Linked DNA regions of Mus musculus: all the other regions are linked to region 1. Evidence: chromatin loops called from intact Hi-C (ENCODE). Cell type or tissue: left cerebral cortex. All regions are shown on one strand.

Region 1 (5,000 bases):
CTTATGGGAAAGCCCACAGTGAGAGGGACAGAGTGGTCACTTCACACACTCTGGAGAAAGTCAGGGATCTAGAGATGTCCCCATTGATCTGAGGGACCACCCACCTGTGTTAGGGCCACAGGCCACCTGCTTAAGGGGAAGGAAGCTTTAGCTCCTCGGTGATAAAGAAGAAACAGAGACTATACGAAAGGAAGGAAGGAAGGAAGGAAGGAAGGAAGGAAGAAAGAAAGAAAGAAAGAAAGAGAAAGAAAGAAAGAAAAGAAGGAAGGAAGGAAGGAAGAAAGAAAGAAAAGAAGGAAGGAAGAAAGGAAGGAAGAGAGAGAGAGAAAAAAAGAAAGAAAGAAGGAAAGAAAGAAAGAAAGAAATAGAGAAAGAGGGAGTGTGAATTCCAAAGCCCTGAGACCTTCCACCCACTCTGCCACTCAGGTGGCCTTAGTTACTGTCCTGCTGCTGTGACAAAGACAACTTAGGAAGGAAGGACTTCCTTCAACTCTCACTTCATCATGTCGGTGAAGACACGGTGGCAGGGGTGCAAGGCAGCTGGCCACACTGCACCAGGCAGGAAGCAGAGTGATGAACCCCACGGCTCTGTCCTCCCTTTCCTAAAGTCTAGACCCTGTCCACCGGATGGTGCAGACCACAGGGAAGATGAGCCTTCCTTCCCCACTTAACCTAACCAGGTTCATCCCTCGGCAACTCTATGTCCTGTCAGGCTGACAGTCCATATAAGCCATCACAGATGCTGTGTGCTGCCAGGCAAGATCTTTGCCCTCTCTGGGCCTCAGTCTTCACATTGGTCCAGGGATGCAGTCGGGTGGTCTAGTGTCTCAGCTTCCTTCTTAACTCTGGGATCCCGTGAGTTCTCCATGGTTTGCCTTTGCTCCCATCTCTCCTCTCATATTCCAACATCCTGCATTGGCTTTTCTGCTTCTGCAAACTGTTCATTCCCAGGGCAGTTGGGGGTCTGGTTATTACGGCACACAACATCCATGTCCTGTGAGAGGCCCAGATGAAGTTGGATCCATGTAGCTCAGCTTGGGATCTCGACAAAAAACCTTTCTCTCGATGTCTGAGGTATCATTATGGTTAATAATAATGACATCAATCTACCTCATCAGGGCACACGAGTGTTTAACTAAGAAGAATGCTTTTGTCACCGCTAGTAAATATGAAGCATGCCTACTCCATCAGGGTGACACCCCCAGACGGGCGACTCCCTTCCCAGGCTCCTGGTTGCTCATTTGTAACCCAGCCCTCCTTGGAACGACAGCGCGCATTCCTTAGTGATGCTTTCGCTCTTTGACAAATACATTTTTCCATGAGCAGAAACATAATTAACTTAAGTCATTTATATTAATCACAAGGGGAGAATCATGCAAAACAGGGGTAATTTTGTACTGAACACGGCACACTGTCTGATGAATATAGATGATGCTGATCTATGTGTTTATCCAAAAAGAGTGTGTGTGTGTGTGTGTGTGTGTGTGTGTGTGTGAGAGAGAGAGAGAGAGAGAGTGAGAGAGAGAGAGAGAGAGTGAGAGAGAGAACAGAAAACCATAAGCCAACACCCAACTCCACTCCAGCCCCTGAAAAAGCTGGAAAAAAAAATCTGTCAAGGTCTCTTTTTAACGATGCTTCTGAGCTGGGTGGCATCCTGCCCACAGATCGAAAAAGAAAATGACTTTTCAAGTGTTTACAGAGCCCGAACAGCAAGAGCGATTCCTTCCCAGCGTGGGTGTCCCAGCGTGACTTCAGGAGGCTGGAATGGCCGGTCTTTGCAAACGTGAGGCTGCTCTCTCCACAGCTGAGCTCTTGGGAAGGCATGTGAGGTGGGTCAGGCAGGTGTGAGGTGTGGTAGCAAGGGCCAGGTCCCAGGAGCCCAGCCTCTGCTGCAGAACACTTGGCTGCGGTGATTAAGAGCGGCAATGCCTGCTGTTCTGCGGCTCCCTCTCCTCCACCCACTCATGAGTGAAACAGTAGCCAGGCTCACTGAAGGGAAGGGAGGCGCACGGAATCGGGAGTGGGCAGAGAAGAGGGTGTGGGACCATTGAGACGCAGAAGATTTGGGCTGGAAGGAAGTCTCCATGCGGCGGGACCTGCCCCCTCCCCTTTTCCCATTTGAGAAACTGAGGAGAATTACAGTGTGTGGCTTCAATCAGGCACCTGCTCTGCCAGATGCTGGAGTGTGTGTGTGTGCGTGTGTGTGTGTGTGTGTGTGTGTGCGCTCATGCATATGTAAATGTTCACATGTGTATGTGCACATGTTGAGATCAGAGCTTGACACCGGGTGCCTTCCTCAATTCTTTCTCTATTATTATTATTATTATTTAAGATTTAATTATGTGTACCTATGTTTCTGTGTGGGTATGTGTGTGCAGGTATCCCTGAAGGCCAGAAGAGGGCATCACATCCCCTAGAGCAGGAGTTCTGTTCTCTGTGGGTCTTAACCTCCAAAGACCGTAAGAAAACACAGATATTTGCATTATGATTCATAAAGGTGACAAAATTACAGTTACGAAGTAGCAATGGAAATAATTTTATGGTTGGGGGGAGGGTCACCACAACAGGAGAAACTGTATTAAAGTGTTTGAAGCATTAGGAAGGTTGAGAACCACTGCCCAGAGCTGTAGTTACTCAACCTGGGTACTGGGAACCAAACCCAGGTCCTCTGAAAGAGCAGTAAATATGTGTTTTTACCTCCGGCCTGTCTAGCCAGACCACTGCCCCCCACCCCTCCCTTTTTTTAACACATGCTTCTCACTGAACCCAGAAATCATCTGTTTCTCTAAACTAATTGACTAATAGCTCCCAGGGGTCTTCCTAGCCCTACTTTCACACCAGCACTAGGTATTACACATGTGGGGAACATTCAGATTTTTTTTTTTATGTGGGTGCTAGGGATTCAAACCGAGGTCCTTTATGCTTGCCCAGCAAACGCTTTACTGACTGACTGAGCCATCTCAGCGGGGCAGGCGTTTGTGTCTGTGGGCCCAATTGCTGTCCCATTTTATGGATGAGGAAATAAAGACTTAGAGAAAGGGAGGAGGGACTCCTGCAAGACCTCAGACAAACACCTCCCCTCACATCCTCTTTTGGGTGGGGAGGGGAAGCAGTCAGTCTGTGTTGGGATACTCACAGAGAGCCTGTGTGACATCTTGGTTTTATGAGGTCCGTTTCCTTTGCTAGTTATAAACATAGCTACGCGATCTCGGAGGACTAGGAGCCGGCTTCCGGGACACAGAGAGGACGGGTTAATGACCTCTGGGCTGGGCTGACTGGGTTCAGACAGTGTGTGAAAGCCATGCAGTGCTGGTTTGGAGGAAGAAGGAAGGGAGCACGGCTGTTAGGGGCTGGGATACTACCATACCAGGGACAGCCTTATCATCTTCCCGGTGCTGGAGCTGGTGTCTGCTTGTAGCACTCGTGTGATGGTGCAGGAATTGTTTCTGATCTCAGCTTCAGAGACCCTATCGCAGGTCACTGAGGACTAAAGGCTCAAACGTTATATATTGTTACTGATAACAACCCAAAGGCATCATGTCAGTGGTTGCACTCACATCCCAAACACACACCCAAAGGGCACAACCGGTCTGGACCAGTTTCCGGTACTGGGTGGGGCCGGTGTGGAGCAGGCTTAGCCCTAAGGAGGCCACGGCGAGTGACCTGACTGTAATTTGTCTCTAGCCTGGTCTCTGCTTCCTTTGCCTGCACAAACTAGCTCAGCGGGTGCCAGCGGCCTCATCTATCCTCAGCAGCCTGGACAGCAGAGCCTGAGAGCACATCTGTCACTGTCTCCGGTGGCATGGATGACTGGAGCGTCATTTTTGACAAATGTCTGTGCTGGAGAGAGAGAGAGTTCTGCACGGCTATGGCTATGGGTACTTACAAACTCCGCAAACTCACAAACACAGCGGGCTGTTCCACAAGCCAGTGAACATAAATGAGCATCAGGGTACCCGGCGATTGGCGGAGGAGAGGGGAGGGGCCGGAGTGTGGGATTGGACAGGAACTGGGCCCCACGCTCTCTATAGGTGGACCAGCTTGCACCACGAGGGCCGACTCTCCTGTCCCAACCCTCATCATTGGTACCTGGGAGCATCACAGCCTTTTCGCCGCATGTCCTCTGCTTCAGACTGAGTGGGAACCAGAACTGCACACACCTGGCGTCCGCTCTTGTGCAGTTTTGAGTCCGTAGCTCTGCCTGGCGCCAGAGACGTGAGAGGAACGGTCAACGTTTTCACACCCTCCTTCGCAGCTCGAGCGACTGTCTCTTTGTGTCAGCTGCTTTTCTTCTCACTGGAGGGGTGGTGGTGGTGGTGGGGATATGTCGGACTGAAGCAACTCAGGAGAGAAAGGGCCGATTTGGGCTTAGGGTTCATCACAGAGCGTGTGGTGAGGCCACAGGGGTGCGAAGGCGGCTGTCACAGCATGTCCACATCCTACCTCCGCTCACATTCGGGTGGGCCTTTTTTCCTCAGCTGAATCTTTTTGGAAATGCCCTTGTAAACACACTTACGGATATGTTTCCATGGTGAATTTGTGGCAATGAAAATTAGTCATCGCACTCTTTGCAGATTTTTCTGCCTTGTCCTGACACACACACACACAGGAGCTTTGCTGGTTCCCGCATCGGACCCATTCTGCAGATGAGGAAACCGAGGCTCAGAAAAGGGAGAGGGAGGAGCTGTTCTGACTCACAGGCAGAATACACTGTAGGTCAGGGAATCAGTCAACACTGCCTGACAAAGACAGTGAGGTAACTAACGCTTTGTTACTTTGTAAACCACATGATCTCTGCTGACGGTTTCTTCTGTGTGAAAGTCATGACATGAGGAGGAGGAGCAGCCTGCCTCAGGTCACGTGGCCCCTGGTGGCAGATTCACTTCTCCAGTTTATGTGGTCAAACTTTTCCCCTTAGTTTCTTTCAGGCTAGGTCCCTTGAATGGGTAAAAATGAAGCCATCTTTATGTGAGTCAGGTATCATGGCTGGTGGCCTGAAG
Region 2 (5,000 bases), 230 kb after region 1:
TCAGCTATTCAGCTGTCATTAACATGTCTACTATGTCGGGTGTGGGCGGAAGAGGTCTGGTAAAAGAAAGCCACTGTAAAGAGACCCTTGTGTCTCCCAATCTTACTATCAGACTGTTGAAATAATGGACTCCAAAGAAATGTCATCTCTCCAGGAATTTCAGGCTGGAGGAAGGGAAATTCCAGCTGGATGGTGAACTTGTCTCCCATGAGATTTCACACAGTTCCAGCAACGTATCAGACCACTTTACAGGATGAGACCAAAGACCAGACAATGATGGGTCAATGGTGGGTGGGAACCCATTTTGACCAGTACTGCTTAGCTGTGCACATCCTAGACCCTCTATTTAAACTTTGACCTCAGTTCAGGACCCTAAAAACAGTCTTGAGTGGTTCATTAGATATTTGTCCCTCTTGCCAACATGGTCACATTGAATAAATCTTTTCTGCTTTCTACTTTCAGTTTGGCCCTTTTAATTGGCTTATTGAGGATAGGTGACCAGACCCCAAGTTTAATAATATCAGGACGTTCCAGGTATCCAGACAGGTGACGTCTCTGTCTTCCTGGGGTTCAAGTTGTCCAGAGAAAGAGCATCATCAGGCCAGCAAGCACACACTTATCAGGGGGAGAAGCCAAAGCAGGGAAGTAAATAGAGTTTGACAGGGTACAGTCTACAGTGGGGTGATGAGGAAGTGCCCCGTCAGGGTCACACTAAACTGGGTACCTGAGAGATATGAGGCAATGAAGGTCAAGGTTCATGGATATCTGGAAGAGTAGGGATCTAGGAGTTGGGGAGTCCAACTTCTACTGAGCTGGGGACACAGGATGGGCTTGGGTCTTCCAGCATACCGAGTAGGCATGCTGGCATCGAGTAGGGTGAGTGGCAGTGTGTACCCAATAACAACCCTCCCCCCAAACCAGGGACCATGGACGTAGAATGTCAGGTCGGAAGGACCTCAGAGTATGTGTTACTCCCTTTCTGTATTGCTGTGACAAGGATACCTTATAAGATGCTACTTAGCAGCTGATGAGATGGCTTAGCTTTGGGCTTCTTGGTTTGGGGGTGCAGTCTACCATAGTGGGGAAGTCACGGCAGCAGGAGCATGAGGTGATTGGTCATAACTGCATCCAGTCAGGAAAGAGGGAGAAATGAATGCCAGTGCACAGCTCACTCTCTTTCTTGTCTTCAACCTAGGCCCCTGGCCCACAAGATGGTACCACCTGCATTTAGTGTGCAACTTGCTCACCTCAATCAACTCAATCTAGAACTCCATGGAGCCCAGAGGTTCATCCTTTCAGTGATTTCAAATTTTGTCAAGCTACAACGGATGTTAGCAGTCACAGCGACAGCCCAGTGAAACCACATCTTATTTTCTGGCTAAGAGGCACAACTTATTTCTAGCTTAAACATCTCATTGCAAGTCTGCACTCTGGCCCCCCCAGGCCTACCGTTGCCCATCTGTACTCCTCATTCACATGGGCTCACTCTTCAGCATGGTTCATCTTCCGGGTATCTCCTTACCCTCTTTCCTTATCTCTAATGTGAGAGGCCAAGCAGAGACATAGCAGCCCTGGGCCCTGTGGACTGCTGACCTGAGGCTCTGGTTTATCACTCTGACCTGCACACTGAGGAGGAAACCTCAGGTCTCATGAAGAGGGGGAGGGGGAGGGGGGAGGGGAGGAGCTGCTGGCATGACTCAGTGGAAAGGGGTGGCAGGAGGGACAGGGAAGAAAAGCCTGAGGTCAACAGAGCAACTTTGCTGGAAGATGGGCACGATGGGGAGGCCCTGGCTGCTGCTAGAGACAAACAGACCCTGACTGCTCAGACACAAACAGGGGGTGGATGATCTTACCTCTCTCTTCTTCCAGGGTTCTCAGCACCTTCTCTATTTCAAGACCAGTTGTATCTGTTTGTACTGATTTCCTTGTATGATAGAAAACATACGCACACACACATGTATATGTGTATGTGTATATGATGTATATGATGTATATGATGTATATGATGTATATGATGTATATGATGTATATGATGTATATGATGTATATGATGTATATGATGTATATGATGTATATGATGTATATGATGTATATGATGTATGTGTATATGTATATGTATATGTATATGTATATGTATATGTATATGTATATGTATATGTATATGTATATATGCATGCATGCTAGTGGTCTATATAAATTTAAGTTTGCTTTTCTCACTCATGACATTGACAATCTATTCATGAGGCTCTCTAGGTCCTCCCACGTCTGTAATTTCTTTCTACATTCAGAGGTCCTCCCCATGTCCAAGTCTCTATTCATTTTTCTGTCCTCAAGTTTACCTCATAACCTGGGATGACTACCTATTTCTCTTTGCTTTCCAATCATCTGACATTCCAGACAGAGAGTAGAAAAAAACAGGAGTGGTAAAAAAAAAAAGTGCCCATTATTTGAGAGACCTTCTTCCATGTCTCATCATAAGGGACACCCATCGATTCCCTCTTGTATTCTTTTGGCAACCCCTGCCTACTGCAAGGAAGGTTGAGAAATATTTATTGTCTCTTGGTGACAGTAGTGGATTTGTCTCTGAATCATCTGGGACAGATGGGACACTAGACATGCCGTGCTCACTCTCTGTCCCTATACAAAGGCACAGACTGCTTCCACTAGTCCCAGGCCCACTGGCTCTTGTGGGTGGATGACAGAGAATGGGGCTCTCACTGAAGCCTCGGAGAAGATCGGAGAAAAGAAACAGATCTCTGTTCACAGGCTTCCAATTTCCAGGTGGCATTGCTGTAAGGGTGGGAGTGGGTACCAGGAGTGAAGGATTTAGACTTAGACCATGGTGGGTTCATTTTCAGGCAGTCTCCCCCTGTGTGATCTCCATGACATCTGTACATGAGTGCTCTGGTTCCCGGGCATGAGTTCCTGGCTCCTCTTTACATAATGAGGCTGCTAATGTGTTGCATAAAGCCACGGGGAAGAGGAATGGAGGGCATTAATATAAAACGTGTAGTAAAATGCCTGGCACGCATGGGCAAGCAGATTGAGTCGCGGTTTATTATTGTTCTATGGGAGTAAGCATTTGTGCCCATGTGCGCTATGAACACGTGTGTGCACGAGTTGTGTAGGTTTGCTTATAGCTAGATGGTAGGCGAGGCAGGGAAGACTCTGGGAGGCTGTGTGTGCATCTGGGGCTCTGGTTCTCCATGCCCTGTGCTCAGTTCTATTCTTTCACAGGACAGCAGAGGACAGTGACAGGGTAGGGCAGGGCCGTGACAGGTCCAGCTGTCACAGAATTGAACTTCTATGGGAGGTGCTTTAACACTGAAAATTCCATGGTCCAATTTGGAGGGCAACAAGCAGAGGAGAGAGCGAGAGAAAGAGGCTGGGTTGCCAAGCAACCACCCATTAACAGAAAATTAGTCGCTCATCTCTGAATGTCCTGTCCCATTTTCATTCCGCCTCTCTTTTCCTCCTGCCAAACAGAAACACATACAGAGCCACAGCGCAGGGCTGCCAGGAAGCATCAAGAGAGAGGACTCACATACTGGGCATGTACCAGCCCAAGCAGGTAGCTCCCCACCCTCTCTGATTACCTCCCACTGCCCCGTGTTTCAGACAGACCTTCATCCTGTAACTCAGTCGCCTTTGTCTGTATTCACCTGTGTTCCTCGTCTCACCATTTACTGTCTCCTAGCCATACACACTGGAACATCTGCGGGGGCAGTTTTTCCCTCCAGCTGACAATTCCCTACAAATCATGGCGACCACCCTTGAGGATGAACCATAGCTGCCCTGTCAAATCACCGAATCCTGTCAAATCCCAACCTCCTCCCCTATTCTGCCCCCGTGTATATGTGTGTACATGTGCATGTGTGTACATGTGTGTTCACGTATGTATGTGTGTATGTGTGTGTGGAGGCTGAAGTGTCTTCTTCAATAATTCTCCACTATATGTTTTTAAAACAGGATCTTCCACCAGACTTGACGTCAGCTGATCTGGCTAGGCTGAACTGGCCCGGGGGTCTTCTTGTCTGCTCGATGTCTTCTTACACACACGTCTGTGGACAAGGTTTTTGTTTGCTTGTTTGTTTGTTACATGGGTGCTGAAGATCCTACCTCAGATCCTCACGCTTGTGAAGTAAGTATTGTCTGGTCCTAGCCATTGCTTCATGCTTGCGCAGTAAGTACTGTCCGGCCCTAGCCATCATCAGAACCCAATCCTGATTTCTGTCTTGGAGCTGACAGGTCCTGAAGTGAAGTGTTGTGGTTTGTATCACCTCCAATCCACTGGGAAGAACGGAAGGTGGAACAGACCAGGATAGGTGGCTCAGGCTTGGGGCTCATTTTTTAACCTTGGACCCACAGAGAAAGATGGCCTACTAGATCACCTCACCCCTCCCCACAGAGTCTCCTTTTCTAGATATGGCTATCCTGACAGAGTAACAACTGGGGGTCCTTAGAGATATGAACATGGCTGGGGAGAAAGCTGTCTCCCTGGGGTCACAATCCCTCACCTGAAAAAGACTTCCAGAAAGTAGACTGCAAATCCCGTGGTCACTCTTAGACTGGCCTCTCCTTGTGTGTCTACTGACAGGGGAGCTGAACTCACTGAATCAGTTGTTGGGCTAGATAGATACGCTGCTAGGTTTGTCTGATAGTCTCCTCCTGAGAGGTGCCCATGGTCAGGGAAAGAAGCAGATGTCTATGTCCCAAGGGCCCAGTGGGATCCCAGAAAGGGCTTTAGAGACCCAGGAAATGAGCAGTTCACTGCATAACTGGGGTTGGGAGGAAAAAAAACTCAGAAAGTGGGTAACATTGTAACTGGGCTTTGGAGTATGAGTAGAAGTTTGCCAGAGAGAAAAGGTGGGGAAAGTGTGGGGGAGAGGGCATTCTAAACAGAAGTAATGCCCTTGGATGTGGGGGTTGAGGATTTGTAACAAAACAAAAGCTACCCCCATGTGGACGTTAATCTCTGAAGATCACAAAGCTAGGATCCC
Region 3 (5,000 bases), 640 kb after region 1:
ACACATATCAACAGAGCCTCTGGAATAGAAGCCAGGGGCTGGCTTTAGAGGGATCCCCAAGGGATCTTGTTAAAATGCAGATTCTCAATCCCAGTGTTGTGGGCCCAGAATTCTGTGTTTTCTATCAGGCCTCTGGGGATACTGGGGCTGGGGTCCTGGACCACATGCTGCCTAGGGAAAGGCCAAGGGATGGTGCTGTTTGAATCCCTGTATGGCATCCGCCACCCCCAGCCCAGATGCTCAGCTATTTCTGGAGACTCTTGGGTCAGCAGGTTCCCTACCTTCCCCTCCACCCTCACCATCCACCCCCACAAGGCTGCTGTTAAGGACCAGAGCCTCTTTCCTCAGAAAACGAAAAGAGAGCATGTGAGCCTTGATTTTTCAACTGACAGGACTTTATCAGCTCACAGGAAAAACAGCAGAAAGGCCCCGGTGATCTGTCTTGCTGGGATTTCCCTGATGTATTAGAAATGATACGGAAATCCATCCCTTAAAGTTCCGGAGGCTGAGGGTGGAGAGAAGGCTGCTGGGAGGGAAAGAGCAGGAGTGTGTGGGCAGGTGTGGTCCTGGGGAGCTATGCTGGACACCCCAGCTTCCAGCAGTCCTCGGGGATCAAGGGGCCTGGGGCAGCATGCTTTGCAGAGCCTGGTTTTCAGGGCAGCCTGTGGGATAGCCAGTACTCATGTGGATCGGGTGAACATCAAAGGCTGTTCGTGACTGAGTGCCAAGTGAGGGAAGCAAATCACAGAAAAGCCTAATTCCATCTTTAAAAAGGTACAATCGTCTATATTTGCAAACTCCCGGGAAGGTTAGAAAAATCTCCGTCACACTGTTACCAACAGTTATCTCAGGGAGAGGGAGATAGGATGAGAGCTTCTCCCTGCCCCTTTCGGTGTTGTAAATTTCTCTATTGTTTGAGTTTGAAAATAATGAGCATGCATTACCCTGGTAATGGAAAAAATGCCATTTTTAGAAAATCTATGTTTGAAAGTGGCAAGTGCCAGCCTGACAGATCCCAGCAGGTTGCAGGGAGCTTCTGCACCATTTCTTGTCATGCAGACCCAGGCCATAAGACCCAGGCCAAGGACCCATGGATGTCAGCTAGGATTGCTGCTTACTGTTCTGGGACCCAGGCCATCCATGCTTCTAGGATGTCCTTGACACAGATGGGGCTGGGAAGATGGCTCAGTTGATAGATCACTCACCGTGCAAACATGAGGACCTGAGTCTCAGTCCTGGTGCCTGTGTGAAAGCCAGATGTGGGCAGCACATGCTTATGATCCCAGCAAAGAGAAGTCAGAGGCTGGATCCCTGGGGCTTGCTCATCAGCCATCTAGCTGAATTGGTGAGCTCTAGGTTTGGTGAGCAGCCCTGACTCAAAAAGTAGGGTGGAGGGCTATTAAGGAAGATACTCTTGTGAACCTCTGGCTTCCACCACGCATATGAAAACATACATGAACATGTGGACGGATGTACTCACATACATGTATACGTGCACATAGAAACACATAGTACAAATTACTTCAGGGCAGATGCTCTCTGAAGTGGTAATGACCTAAATGACAGAGGACATTCAGGGTACAATGAGAGAATGCAGTGAGTGACAGCTTAGCATAGGCTAAGGGATGCTCCAGCCTTCCTCAGGCAGACAATAGAGAGAGGCAGAGCCTGGAGCCCTGACAGTGACCACTCTGATGAGCTCTGGCCACTTCTCGGTCTGACCTGACAGCTGCTGTCCTCCCAGCCTTCAGGCCTCTGCTCGATTGTTCCGACTGACAGAACTTCTCCAATGCTCTTCCTTCTCTCACCTGCCCACTTCCAAGTCACTCTCCAGGAACTTTCTAGAACACCCTGAGACCCCTACTGAATGTGCAGCCGATGCCCAAGTAGCAGGGAGGTAGAAAGGATGGTACACAGGGCCCCACACCCTTCTCAATCCGTCAGCACCTGGCACATGTTCTTTGTAGAAGTTAGGTCTGATTCTTCCTCCAGTCCCATGCTCCCCAAAATAAGACTCGGACTCAAAATACATTTGCAAATATGTTGGCCATATAGCTAGGCTCTTCTCTTATCAGATCATTACTTAAAATAACCCAATTATGTTAACCTACATTCTGCCATGTGGCTGGTTACCTATGCTCAGGTACCATGTGTCCGTCTCAGCACATCTTTCTGGGGTCATCTTCAGCACCTGGCTCTATCCCAGAATTCTTTCTGCCCCCTGAATGTCCCACCCTCTACTCTATCCTGTCCTATAAGCCATAGGTTTTTAATTGAAAGTTCTATGACAGTTTATAGTTCTGTGTTTGTTTGAGACAGGGGCATGTGTAACTCAGGATGATTTCCAAATTTCTCATGTCGCTGAAAATGACTTTGAACTTCTAAGCTTCCTACATCTTCCTCTGGAGTGCTGGGATTGCAGCTGTGGTCTGCCCCTTCAGGCTTAGGCAGTGCAGGGACAGGACTCAGGCCCTGTGCATGCTAGGCAAGTAGTTTGCCAATGTAGTGACAAGCACAGCCTCCTGGGCATATATTCTCATCTACCTTTTGGCTAGTCACCCCGTGAACCCTGCAGGGATTTCCCCACTTGGAGTCTGTCCACCTATATTAAAGAAGGGTGGCAGTGAGGTCTTAGCGCCCTCTAGTGACCAGGTGCAGGGTGACATCAGCAGGGAAGTCCAGGGGCATCCCAGGAACAAACCTTCCAGTGTCTGGGTTGGGGGAAGGGGAAGAGGAAGGGAAATGGGACAACATATCAGCTGTAAACGAGCTTCTCTGTGGATGCAAGGGAGCTGAAGCCATGTCCTCCGAGGGTAGGCCCAGCTCCTTGGGCTGTGCCCTGTAGTGGGAGCCTTCTTGGGCTGGAGGAGGGAGGCAGAATTCCCAGAACGCAGGGTTATTAGTGGAGTCCTACAGAGGAGTCTGATTGTTTACACTGTGTAAGAGGCAAAGATCCAGAGATTGACGTTCAGTCCAGGCAGGTGCATGAGGACCTGAAACTCAGAAAGCGTTCCCACAAAACCTCACTTTAACATCCCTGTACCTCGATGCTGCCTCCTCACGTCTCTCTCCTCAGAATGGCAGGAAGTCCCCGTGTGCCTCCATTTCCCTCCCAACTCAGTAGACAGGAAGCATGTGTCTCTCATTTTTCCTTGCACCTATTGGCCAAGACCCCACCATGGCATTGGCCCCTGAACTCTAGACTTTCCCTTTCCCTCTGGTGGTCAGGTATGGGGAATGAGCCATGGAACTCTCGAGAAGGCTGGCATTGGATGGGTTAGCTCCCTAACCCTCCATGACATTTCCAGTCCTTCCTCTGTGCTAGAACTTTCTCTCACATGAGATGCTTCCTGGGGGACCAAGACATAGACACCGGATTCTAAAGCCTGGCTCTTTGCACGTGAGTGTTTGATTAGCCCTCAGACCACAAACGTCATCCAGTCTTACCTTTATTTAAAATCCTGTGGAGGGGCTGGAGAGGTCAGAGCATGTACTGTTATGTAAAAAAAACTAAGTTCAGTTCCCAGCACCCATATTGGGCAGCTCTTAGTGGATCCTGTATCCCTAACCCCCTCCTCTCATCTCTCTCTCTCTCTCTCTCTCTCTCTCTCTCTCTCTCTCTCTCTCTCTCTCTCACACACACACACACACACACACACACACACAGGCAGACTGTGGGGCATTGGGCTATACAATGCCCCACAGCAGATCTGGCAACTCTCTCCTGCCTCCTCTGGCCCATGATGCTGTTCGACTCCCCTTTGCACCACTTCCACGACTACACGTTCTTTAGTTGTCTAGAGCCTGGTCCTTGATGAGACTACAGAAGGTCCAGACCTCCAGGGAAGCCTTGTTCAACCACAGTTTACTCCCTACAGTATAACTTAATGTTTTCTTGCTGCAGTGCAAACCCATGTCCTCTGGCTCTATCTCTGTATCACACTAGAGAACTGTGAGTATCCTCTTGTCTCCTTCCACCCACTCAACTCCCACATCCCTTGGGCTTTTCCTATACCTTCTAAATTTTTTTTTTTCAAAAAACCTTTCATCATTTTTCTTATTGGCTCTGGCTCCCCTCCAGAACCTCCAAATCCTTCTTAAATGTGACAGCTAAAATTAGCTTCCTGGAGAAGGCCAAGTGCTTGTGGGATGCTGGAACCCCGCCTTGCATGCCTGGTTTTTCTCCTTTCTGGGTCCCATCCCAGCATAGAACAGCCTGGTCCTTCTCTTATTATTCTGAGTACCCGTGGGTCTTCTCCTCTCCTCCTCCTGGATGTGAGAGGCCTGGGTTTAACGTCTAGAAGTTTTGCCTTATGTTCTGAACAAATGGTTTTTCCTTAGGATGCCCCGGGATAACTCAACTGAGATGCTCCGAACTGGTCTCATCCACTGGGACAACAGCTTCGTGCTTCCCTTTCTCCAGCCCCCCCCACCCCCGCCCCCGACCAGCTGGACTGCCACCATTAAGGCATCCCTGGGTGTCCATAAAGGTCACAGTCCCACGCCGAAAAGTGGACACCAGGTGAAGGCTGCCAAGGGACCTGTGGGAGAGCAAGGGTCTGATGGCTCCTGGGAGAAATATTTGTAGCCCATAGCAACTGTATGCGAGTGCTGCAGGTTGGCTGTGTTGTGCTTAAACAACATCTGGGGACGGGGTCAGTTAATAGTGTGTGTGTGCCTTGCATGCATGTTTCCATGATCTCTTCCATTCCCCGCTCTGCATAAACCAGATATGGTGGTGCATGCCTATAATCAATCCCAACACTCTGGAGGTAGAGACAGAGGGTCACAAGTTCAAGGTCAACTTCAGTCTCCTAGCCTAGGTAATTAATTTGCGGCCAGCTTGGGCTATACAGAGACCATCTTTTTTTTTTTTTAATAAAAAAAAAATACATGGTTTCATTTAGAACCAAGTAGAAATGACAGTTTCATCCCAGCTGTCCCTTGTGCCCTCCCCATGGCCCATCAGGATAAGCTTTCCCAGCTGTCCTCAGGTTTGT
Region 4 (5,000 bases), 380 kb after region 1:
CCAGGATGTCCAACATCTTCCTCTGGATTTCAGTGCATCAGAACACATACAATGCAAAGGGAGGTGGGGAAGAGAGAGAGAGGAGAGAAGAAGGAAGGGAGGGAGAGTGAGAGAGGGAGGGAAGAAAGGAGGGAAGGAGAGGGGGATGGAGAGAGAGAGGGAGGGAGGGAGGGGGGAGAGGGAGGGAGGGAGGGAGGGAGGGAGGGAGGGAGGGAGGGAGAGAGAGAATAGCTGGATACCCCAGAGAGTCTTCCAGGGGCTTGAGAGTTCTTCTTGGGCCTCATCAGAGCTCCATACTTGGAGTCTTTTACTCTCCTGTAGTTGTGGTCAGTGGCCCATCCCAGTGGTCAGTGATCCTTCCCAGGGCCTTCATCCTAAGCCATCTCCATCCACCCAGGTGTTCAGTCCCATCTTGGGCTCTGCTACATGGCAAAGCCATCTTTTCTAGAAAGCAGAAAACACTCTAATTGTCTTAGAAGGAAATTTAACAAGGAACTCACATCAAATGTGGCAAGTGTTTAAAATCAGAGAGAGGGGGAAGGTTTTCAGATTTGGGATTCTAGGGAGCACTGAGGCAAATTTTCCTTTCAGGTAAGAGGTTTGCTAGAACCATTATTGATGTCATAGGCTGGCAGGTGGGCTACAGCACAGTGGGACATTTAGGGAGAGATTGGGCCCACATGGCAGAGGAAGGGGATTTCTTTTTATAGGTTTTAGAGGAATGGGGGCCATTCCATGCCTCACAGTTGACGAATAGCCCAGTGTATATACTTAGAGTCAGGCTGTCTCTGAATCAGCTATGATCAGGTTGGGGGTATAAGAAGAATCTAGAAAAACAAATTGCTTTAGTTCTGGACAACAAATGACTGTAGCTTTGGGAACTGTCACCGTTCAACCAAAATGGAAGAGCTTATAAACTGGAAGCATTACAAATGGCTGACTAACAGCTGTCACTCAGAGAGTGGAAGCTTCGGGACTCCATGACTGGTGGCACAGTCAACAGAGAAGTGTGGTCACCAATATCCCAGGATCCCATCCTCTCTGACATGGGTAGTCCACTGGGAAAGCTGGGGTGAGATTCAGGAGCTGACACTGGAAACTAAAACACGGCACTATTCTCTTCCTGTCTTCTGCTCTCACATAAGTAGTGTTCACTAGAAAGTCAAAATGGACTGACTCCAAAGGGCTCAGGAGGTTGAGTAGTGTGGATCTATGGCCCAGCAAGAAGACAGCCCATAGTCACTTACTGTGCATTTCATAATGAGCTAGAAGGCAGGAGTCTGAAGGCAACATGAAGAGAGGACACAAATGTCAGGAAACAAAATGATAACAGCCCTGATTGGTTTATTTCCCACAACACATGTGTGCTGAGCCTATTGCACTGCACCCTGCATACATGTGCAGGTAAATGAAAGTGGCAAGAATCCAACAGGAAAGAGATGCTTTGAAGGGTGTCTCCAAACTGTCCACGGCAGTAAGGAACAGGGATGGCATTACAGAGCAGAAACAAGTCTCATCAGTATTTAATAGTCACCAAAATCAGCAGACCCTAGGCTCTGGGTTTTCTTTTGCTTTGGTACGTGTCTGTCTGTCTGTCCATCCATCCATTTGTCCATCCGTCCATCTGTCCATCCATCTCTCTCTCCCTCTCCCTCCCCCCCCCCCTCTCTCTCTCTCTCTCTGTGTGTGTGTGTGTGTGTGTGTGTGTGTGTGTGTGTGTGTGTGTGTGTGTGTGTGTGTGTGTAGAACACAAGTCAACCTGAAGTATCCCTCAGGAATCATGCACCTTTATTTTTGAGACATGGTCTCTCTTCCTGGACTGGAGGTGGCCAAGTAGATCAGGCTGCATAGCCAGTGAGCCCCCAGAAATCTTTCTGTTCCCCTTCCCCGCAATGGGATTCATGTACCACCACACACTGCTTTTTTGTTTCGGTGCTGGGAATTGAGTCAGCTCTGTCACCATCTACTGAACCCCCAGACTGCATTCAGAATGAAGTCACTGACACCTGCCCAGTACCCCTGCTTGTCTTCAGTCACCTACTGACCCAGATCCCCACAAGAGACTTCAGGAGATTCAGGTCTCTCCCATGGGATGCATCTTTACTCCTGGATGATGTCAAATTCTAAAGCACCTATGCTGGTTCTCCTGATGTGTCCAGATTGAACACACAGGACTGGTCCCGTGACCCCTTAGAATCCCCTTCACAGAAAGTGTGAGCAACAAACCTCCAGCCTTCCTTAATCATGGGTAAATCCTCTGTCAGGCTGCCAACCTCACCCCATCGAGGGGCTACTCCCGCTTCAAACTCCACTTCCTCTATTCATATGTCTTGCCTTGGAAGATTCACATCCCTCCACCTCCAGACTCTCATTTGGTGTCTTCTTATGCTCTGTCCGTTTCTGCTGTTAGCTGGGGAAAAGTCTCCTTTTCCTTCTTCAGGCCCCTACCCAACCCCCTAGATGGTTTCATTCTCTCTACACTGGCTGCTTTATTTGAGCTGACTAAGATTCCCCCCCCCCCCAGAAAGCCTGTTTGTCACTCATCTCTCTTGAGCTTCCATCCCTCCTCCCATCCCTTTCTCACAGCTAGATATCCCCAAAAAAGTATTACACACCCACTGCCTCTGCTTCCTCACCTCCCACAAAGTCCCAACCACTAGCAATCTGGTTCCCCTACCCGAACAATAGCAGAAATGTGCTCTCTTAAAAGGCTACTGGTAAGTGACCTCCAATTTGACCGAACCCCACAATCCAACCTGGCCAGTCCCCTCCCTCCAAGACCCACTCATCAGCCAGGCCATGCTCACTACTTTTTTGGGGTGGGGGTGGGGGTGTCTTTGTTTGTTTTTTTTTAATACAAAATTTTTTTTTGTTTGTCGGGTGTGCATACATGTGAGGGCCTCCCTGTGTATGAGATCCCGTGTGTGAAGGCCAACAGCACACGAGTTTCCTCTATTGATCTCCATACTTCTTTTTTGAGACTGGGTCTCTCCCTGGACTGAGAGCTCGGTGATCTGATCGATAGGCTAGACTGAATGGCCAATGAGCTTTGGAGAGCCGCCTGTTTCTGGCCTCCTGGTGCTATGGTTATAGATGCACACCGCTTTTATAGGGGTTCTGGGGAGCCTGAACTCAGGAGCACATCAGGCACTTTAATCAAAGATTATCTCCCTCGTTTCACGTTTGCCGTTTGACCATCCTGCAAGCCAGCAGCTGAGCTGGTCAAGTGCAGCTCACACATGAGCTTCCGATGAGTGGCAGGCCAGGCTTGCATGTACCAGTCAGACCCATGGGTAACTAGAATGCAGGAACATAGCTGTATCCCTGTCTGAGTCTCCCTTGTGTTTCTTTCTGCTTCTCACTTGCCCAAAGCCCTGTTCTTGAACCGCAGGACCAGTCTCCTTGATAAGTAACAATGTCAAGGAAGACATGTGGGGTCTCAGGGAGTCTGTGCACTCAGTACTTGGTACTTAGATTATACCAGATACTAAGTTTTGTGTTTCTGAGGCAGAGCTTCTTGTAGCTCAGGCTGAGCTTGAACTCCTTATATACCCAAGGATGACCTTAATCTTTTGATCCTCCTGCCTCTGCCTCCCATGTGCCAGAATTACAGGTTTGGGTCATGTTATATAAGCTGCTCTGGTGCATCTCCTTTGTAACATAGATTTGCTCTGTAGGTTCTCTTCAAGCAGTGAACGTGCACAGTGTAGTACACTCTGGAGGCATTTGTGCCGTTCAATACTCCCATCCACCCCTGGGCATGTTCACACTTGTTAGTCTGTTTATGTTTGGAAAAGTGGGTGGTTCCTTAACTTACTTAAATACCATCCTTTACAGGTGGGAGGCTGGACTCTTTAACTGAAACCCAGAGAGAGTCCCTTTCCAGAATTCACGTCCTTAACCAACAAACCTTCTGGCCTGTCACCTGGGCATACCATGAGCCCCTTGGATCTCCCTAACTATCCCAACTTTTGGCCTTGACTTCTCCCCACCTGGACTTCCAACTCCCTTATTTTTCTCCTTATCAAAATGCCACGAGTCCCTCAAAAACTCTTCACTTGCCATCATCATCCCCTTGAGATGATTTTTTTTTTTAGTTTTATCTTACATATATGGCTGTTTTGCCAGGGTGTAGGTAGGTATACCAGACATGCTCCCAGGAAGATGGAAGAAGACGTTGGCTCCCCTGGAACCAAGGTTACAGGTGGTTGGGAGCCACTGGAGTAGGTTGGCCTGATGCTGTGTTTATTCTAATGCTAATATTGGGCCCCCAAACTGGTTGCCTCAGAGAGGATAGAGTCCACACATAGCCCTAAGTGCCCCTGCCTTCAAGTTATTCCTGATTGGTAAATAAAGATGTTAACAGGCAATATCTGGGCAGAAGAGACATAGGCAGGGTTTGGGTTTCACAGACTTGAGGAAGGAGAAGTTGCCATGGGTTAGGTGAGCCATAAAAACATGGCCCTGAGGGCTGGTCAATTGAAGTTAAGAGCAGCCCAGATGAAACATAATAAATAGTAAGTAATAATTCAGGGCTATTAATAGGAAAGTAGATTCTAATAGCATAGAAAGTAGGTATCCACCCAGCTCTTGTGCTGTTTAAGGTTTATTGCAAATATAAAGGCTGTGTGTGTGTTTTATCTGGGAACTAAAGGGTCAAAACCTGAGTAGAGACTCTTGATCTGGATTAAATAATTTCTATAACAGGCCACCTTGTGATTGCTGGGAATTGAACCCAAGTCCCTGTGAGAGCAATGAGCCTCTTGATGGCAGAGCCAACTCTCCAGCTCCTTCCCTTGAGATTTTATCTGCTTGGAAGTACTTTCTGCACTGGGAAGGAAGAATTCTTCTGCCAAATGCACTAGCTTTGTGCTGGGACGGTTCAGATACATAGCTGGTCAGCACTGCCAGAGTGTATGATGTCCATGTCTTCCATTTTTCACAAACACCAAGGGAATTGCATTAGACTAACCTGCAGTGTTGTCCCACGCGGGACCAGG
Region 5 (5,000 bases), 390 kb after region 1:
TGGGAACGAGCCTGACCCTTCTCCACAGTGGGTTTGGAGTCTTACTAAAGAGTGGAGGACAGTCTTAAAGTTCAGCATGTAGCACAAGCCATCCTCCACCACCCAGAAATGGAGAAGAATGCTTGTATGTATCTAAAAGTGTCTGTCCAGTGGGCATTCTCTGGGCAGTCGTTTCTGGATATGCATCTCAGTATCTTAGCTTTGAAAACAAAGTACAAAGAGGCTAAAAATATATTAATATACTTAGCATGGTGATTCCAGGGCGGGGGGGGGGTGTCTAGCCACAGCAAAGGACCAGGAAAACAGAAGACAGAGGTTTGAAGCTGTTTGTCACATGCTATTCAGAAGAGTGGGCATAGAGAAGAATCTATTGACACACGGCTTATGTGCAGCCCCCTCCGCCTCCCACATACATAGAATGAATGACCCTCAGTTACCCTTGGCTGACCTCTGTGGTTGGTAGCCAGGCAGCTACTCTTATATAACCTTTTGGGTTCGCCCAAGGACCCAAGAAGTCTTCATTTGGCCCATGGGCAGAGAGATAGGCAGCAGAGTGGTTATCTCTTGATCTCCCTACATACATACAGGACCTCACCCATCTTCCAAGGATGCTCAGAGGTCCCTCCAGCTGGAAATGTCTTAGACACATTCAACCCCTGTAAGGGGAGAGACTCACTGTGTCTATCACACATCTCAAAACCACAGTAAACTCCTAGGACATCTAAGTCCAGTCCCCAAACTCAGTTCATGCTGAGGCAATCCCTATAGAATTATCCTTTAAATTACTCAGGACCTGGGTTCTGTCTCTTTTAGAGTAGCTGTGTTGGCTTTCTTCCAGGAACGAGGTCTTAGCTGTGCCCTGTCCCACACCCAGTGTTTCTTTATTGTTTCCTTCCATTCTGTCTTTGTCTTTCTAACATCTTTCCTTTTCTCAATGCAGCTCTGTCCGGTCCTGTGCCTAACCTTGCTCTTCCAGTGCCATCTTTTCATAGATGAGTCTACTTAGAGTAGTCTAGCCTTCAGCCCCGCCCCATCGGGAGAATTCAGACATTACCTCAGACTGCATGCCCTCTCCACTCTATCCACCTTAAAAATTATTCTATTTAGTTTCATTTTTAAATTATTATGTTCATTATAGTAATATAGTTCTTAATTATGACACTATGCAAAACCCAGGTAACCAAAGAGGAATGCTCTGAGCAGGTGCCTCTTTCCTGCCCCTGTGTCCCCTTCTTTTCTTCATGTTCTCTCAGGTTCAGCAATTCATGTCTTCCTCTCTTTCCCACCTCTACCACTGCTCCTGCTTGCCTCTTTCCTGGAGTCACCTTCCCTCTTTCCAGGGCCAGCCCACCCCTTACACCCTGAGCTGCATCCTAACCATACCTCCTTTCTGTCAGGCTACCCAGAATCTTTGCAGGGAAGAGCTTGTCACCAAGGGTCTTTGTGGCGTACCAATCTGACAGTTTCCTTCCTGCCCTGCAGGAGACCTCCCTCGCTGTTTGCGCCTCAGTAGGTATGCACCCAGCTGGGGTGCCCAGATAGGCAAGAGACAGGTTCTTCTGTACAGCCCTGTCTAGCCGAGCCACTGTTGGACCACAGAGACATAATCCACATGACACATGTGCCTCCCTGTGGGTATCTGGGACAGGTGCACGGAACAAGCGAAAGCAGACATGAATCGAGGCATGCTCTTTGCCCTTGGTTTTAAGAGCTGGAGCAACATCGGCATTCCCCAGTTCATGTCCTCTACAGGGAAATATACGGCGGCACTTCAAACCCTAGGCTTACCTTCCCCAGAAACTGGCCACTGAGAGCCCAGAGGCCACTAAGACTCTGCTGAACTAGTTTGGTGATTCTAAGCCTACGACCAGCCCAGAGTGATTACTCTGCTACCTACCACGTGCCTTAGACATTTCGCTTTAATCTAGAACCTCGGAATCGTACTATGTCACGTGAGGGTGGGTGGAGGAGGATGGTCTGCTGGGCTGTCAAACAAGAGCTTCCATTCGCCTAGACAGTCTTGAAATGTTCAGGAAAAGTCTGTCGTGTGTGTCGTGTGCAACTAGCACGGGTTGCTATAGGAGCCAAAGTGATGGCTCCTAGCTGGGTTCAGGGCTGGGTGGGCACGATCCTCCCATCACCAACCCCACCCGCAGCCCCGAGCCAACGCGGTCCAATTTTCCTCCAGCAGGCGGCGGGCTGGTAGCTGTGTGCAAGGCGTACTCTGCACGAGAGGCGGCAGTACGGACTCGACCTGGCCGCGGGGATAACCGTGCGCAGGAGCTGTCGTGTCACTGCGCGGCGGATCAAGCGGGTCCTCGGGGTTCTCAGGGCTCGCGGCCCCGCTGGGCTGCAGTTCCAACCCATTTACTCCGAACCAACGCTGCTAGAACCGAGGATCCTCCGGGGCTGTGGATCCCGGCTGAAGCAGGATCTGGGGTCCGGAGCTACTGCAGCTCCGCCAGCGGCCACTGGGGGCTGCAGTGCTGGAGAGCCCGGCGGGGACAGAGCGCTTCGCTCTGCCTCGGAGTCCTGGGGCGCCTTGGGTTTCTAAGGCTGTCTGCACCGCTGGCCGCAGCTGCCTGCATAACCCGCACAGCATCCTCACAGATCCGTGCGTGCGACCGCTGCGTGTGTGTGTGTGTGTGTGTGTGTGTGTGTGTGTGTGTGAGAGAGAGAGAGAGAGAGAGAGAGAGAGCGCTTTGCGCGCACGCGTGGGGGGGGCCAGTGGTGTGCATGCGGGGAGTGCGGGGGAGTGTATGTGTGTGTGTGCCTGTGGGTGTGAGTGCCTTGCTCACACACACACACACACACACACACACACACGACAGACTGGTCTGAACTTGAAGACATCCCACATTCCAAGAGGCTGCAGGTTCCTGGGGATGCCAGGGGGGTTCTTCAACAAGGAAAATCCTACCCTCATCTTCCTAGAAGGGATTATCTTTTTTTATCCTTTTTCCCCCTTATTTTTTTAAAATCTGGAAGAGAAGAGCACAAGTTGTACTCCCCCTCCCGCCCCTTCTTCTTGCTAAATGCCATGGATATAACTGAATAAGCTGCTCAGGGCTCTCCCCGCGTGGATGGTCCGAGGCCACCATCTGCCTGCCTTCGCTGGATCGCTGCAGCTGGAGCGCTTAGCGTGAGCCTGTCTCCGGCCAGGAAGGATGCGTGGCCGAGCCAAGGAGCCCGGGCGCCCTGCGGAGCCGGCCTTGGAGCCTCCCCGCCACGGGTAGATGCCGCCTTGCCCAGGTGAGTGGCTGTCGCTGCTGCTGCGTCTTGGCGACGCTGGGTGTCCGCGGGAGATGGGCGCAGGGATGTGCGCACCTGGGGGAACAGGGGAACTTTGCCTCTTTTCCTGCCTCACTTGCGGACTTCCTCCATCCTATAGACTCCTGTGGATGCCTTCTCTATTCCATCCTTCCTTCTATATTGTGTTTTGATAGAGTGGGGGAAGGGGAGAAACTGATGGGGAGGGAGGAGAGCGGGTCCTGGTGAGGCTTCAGACCGGTCTGGGTTAGGCTTGGAAGCTGGAGAAAGAGACCTCAGTCTCCTACAAAGGCAATCCTTGAATGCAGAACTTTGCCGCTAGACCATGCTGTTGCGTGTTAGCACATGCCAGGCCTGGCTAGGACGGTGCTGAGGTCTGGGTGACTATTCTGGGGTCTTCAGGAGCTTGGTTCCTGGACGGGTGGGGTGGAGACAGGGGGGGGGGCAGCGATGGAGTGCCGTGGAGGAGGGGAGGGAGGCATGGTTGCAGGGACCCTATCCTGGCCTCAGGCAGATCTAACCAAGATCAGGAGGACTCTGTGTGCCCACTCGGGTTGCTGAGAATGCCATGATAAAGCAGTATGTAAGCCGGTGTTAGCCATGCCCATGTTGGTAGTCCTCTGTCTCTCACTCAGCCCTGCCCTGCTTCTAAGGCTGGCCTGAGCAAGAATTGAGACCGAGACCAGCAGACAGCTCCCAGGAGGAGGGCAGTGCCTTGCTCCCCACCTTCCCCACAGAGAGCACAAAGGACAGAAGCGTTGGGTTCCAGGGAAAGGAGTCCAGACATCATCGAAAGAGAGAGAGATTGAGAGAGAGAGAGAGAGAGAGAGAGAGAGAGAGAGAGAGAGAGAGAGAGCAGGAATCAGGCAAAGCCTGCAGAGGAACCGAGCACGACTCATGCCAAGTACACTCAGAAACAGCTGCAGACGGACAGACACCTGCAGGGAGAGGGCTGTCAGAGCCTGTCCCTCTGAGCTGGAGCCACATGCATGCCTAGAAATGTTAGCCCTCTGTCCTGGTTAAAGCAGTGCATTTGCATGTGTGTCTGTCTGTCTGTCTGTCTGTGTCTGTCCATGTCTGTCTGTCTGTTTGTCTGTCTGTGGCTTGAAAGATCTGACCCCTGGGGCAGAGTGGAAACCCAGCTAAGGAAGAAAGTAACCAGGTAACCTCCAAGCTAGCTGTGGAGTTCCAGGTTTCAGGACAGAGGTGGGTTGATGCACTTGGGCGGGGGCCTGGTGGAAACTCTTGCTTGAGCATCAGGAAGGCTGGTGGATGCAAGCAAATAAACTAGGCTTTTGTCCCATGTCCTGGGTTCAGACAGAGTTGAAAAATAGCAAGCCATGCAGCCAACAGGGCAGTGGGACGGGTTTAGGGAGCCTGTCAGAGGCAGAAAGTGAGAGAGGGTTGGGCCTGGAAGACCTGTGCTTAAAGTGTCAAGCCTTCCTGACCCAGTGCTGCTCCTCTCCCCACCCCACCCCCATGGACTGTGGTACATCCTGTCCCTCTGCTGTAGGCAGGGGTTACAGAATTATATGGCCCTTCTCTCCCCTCCCTCCTATGCTCTGCTGCAGGCCCCCTTCCCTAGCCGTCCAGCTCTGGTCTAATTCCTGCCCCAATGGTAATTCCTAATCTTCTTGCCCTCAACCCCAGAACACAAGCAGCAAACCCATCACTTCTGGTGAAGCTTCTAGCGATGTTCCTCGGTAGGCCAGCTCCCAGGGACAGCTCCT

The links. Peaks named below come from ENCODE experiments on the same cell type or tissue, not always from the same donor. Only the 100,000 strongest peaks of a DNase experiment are listed, where the experiment ranks them.
Region 2: a loop joins it to region 1, with 2.0 times the contacts of the local background. A loop is called at or near these places in 2 of 42 quality-filtered maps.
Region 3: it touches region 1 in a loop (2.1-fold over the local background); 2 of 42 quality-filtered maps call a loop at or near these places.
Region 4: it touches region 1 in a loop (6-fold over the local background); 4 of 42 quality-filtered maps call a loop at or near these places.
Region 5: it touches region 1 in a loop (8-fold over the local background); 4 of 42 quality-filtered maps call a loop at or near these places.

The regions. Positions count from the first base shown.
Region 1 is chr17:48,541,699-48,546,698 of GRCm38, forward strand. No RefSeq gene overlaps it. Among named protein-coding and RNA genes, the nearest start is that of Gm30419, 39 kb to the right of the region's middle. In left cerebral cortex, a CTCF peak has its summit at 2,380 (motif pointing right); DNase peaks (open chromatin) are centred at 1,259, 1,685, 1,965, 4,032 and 1 more place; H3K4me3 peaks cover 657 bases; H3K27ac peaks cover 1,735 bases.
Region 2 is chr17:48,768,731-48,773,730 of GRCm38, forward strand. No RefSeq gene overlaps it. Among named protein-coding and RNA genes, the nearest start is that of Gm24071, 150 kb to the left of the region's middle. In left cerebral cortex, no CTCF peak of the experiment used is centred here; DNase peaks (open chromatin) are centred at 2,675, 3,147 and 3,409; H3K27ac peaks cover 683 bases.
Region 3 is chr17:49,180,021-49,185,020 of GRCm38, forward strand. No RefSeq gene overlaps it. Among named protein-coding and RNA genes, the nearest start is that of Gm30475, 9.9 kb to the left of the region's middle. In left cerebral cortex, a CTCF peak has its summit at 2,642 (motif pointing left); DNase peaks (open chromatin) are centred at 343, 756, 1,048, 1,953 and 2 more places.
Region 4 is chr17:48,920,497-48,925,496 of GRCm38, forward strand. No RefSeq gene overlaps it. Among named protein-coding and RNA genes, the nearest start is that of Lrfn2, 9.6 kb to the right of the region's middle. In left cerebral cortex, no CTCF peak of the experiment used is centred here; a DNase peak (open chromatin) is centred at 2,599; H3K27ac peaks cover 546 bases.
Region 5 is chr17:48,929,567-48,934,566 of GRCm38, forward strand. It overlaps Lrfn2 (leucine rich repeat and fibronectin type III domain containing 2), which reads left to right and starts at 3,016. Exons shown (of 3, transcript NM_027452.3): 1 at 3,016-3,252. In left cerebral cortex, CTCF peaks have their summits at 1,589, 2,262 and 2,462; DNase peaks (open chromatin) are centred at 1,650, 2,227, 2,446, 2,735 and 6 more places; H3K4me3 peaks cover 3,269 bases; H3K27ac peaks cover 2,997 bases.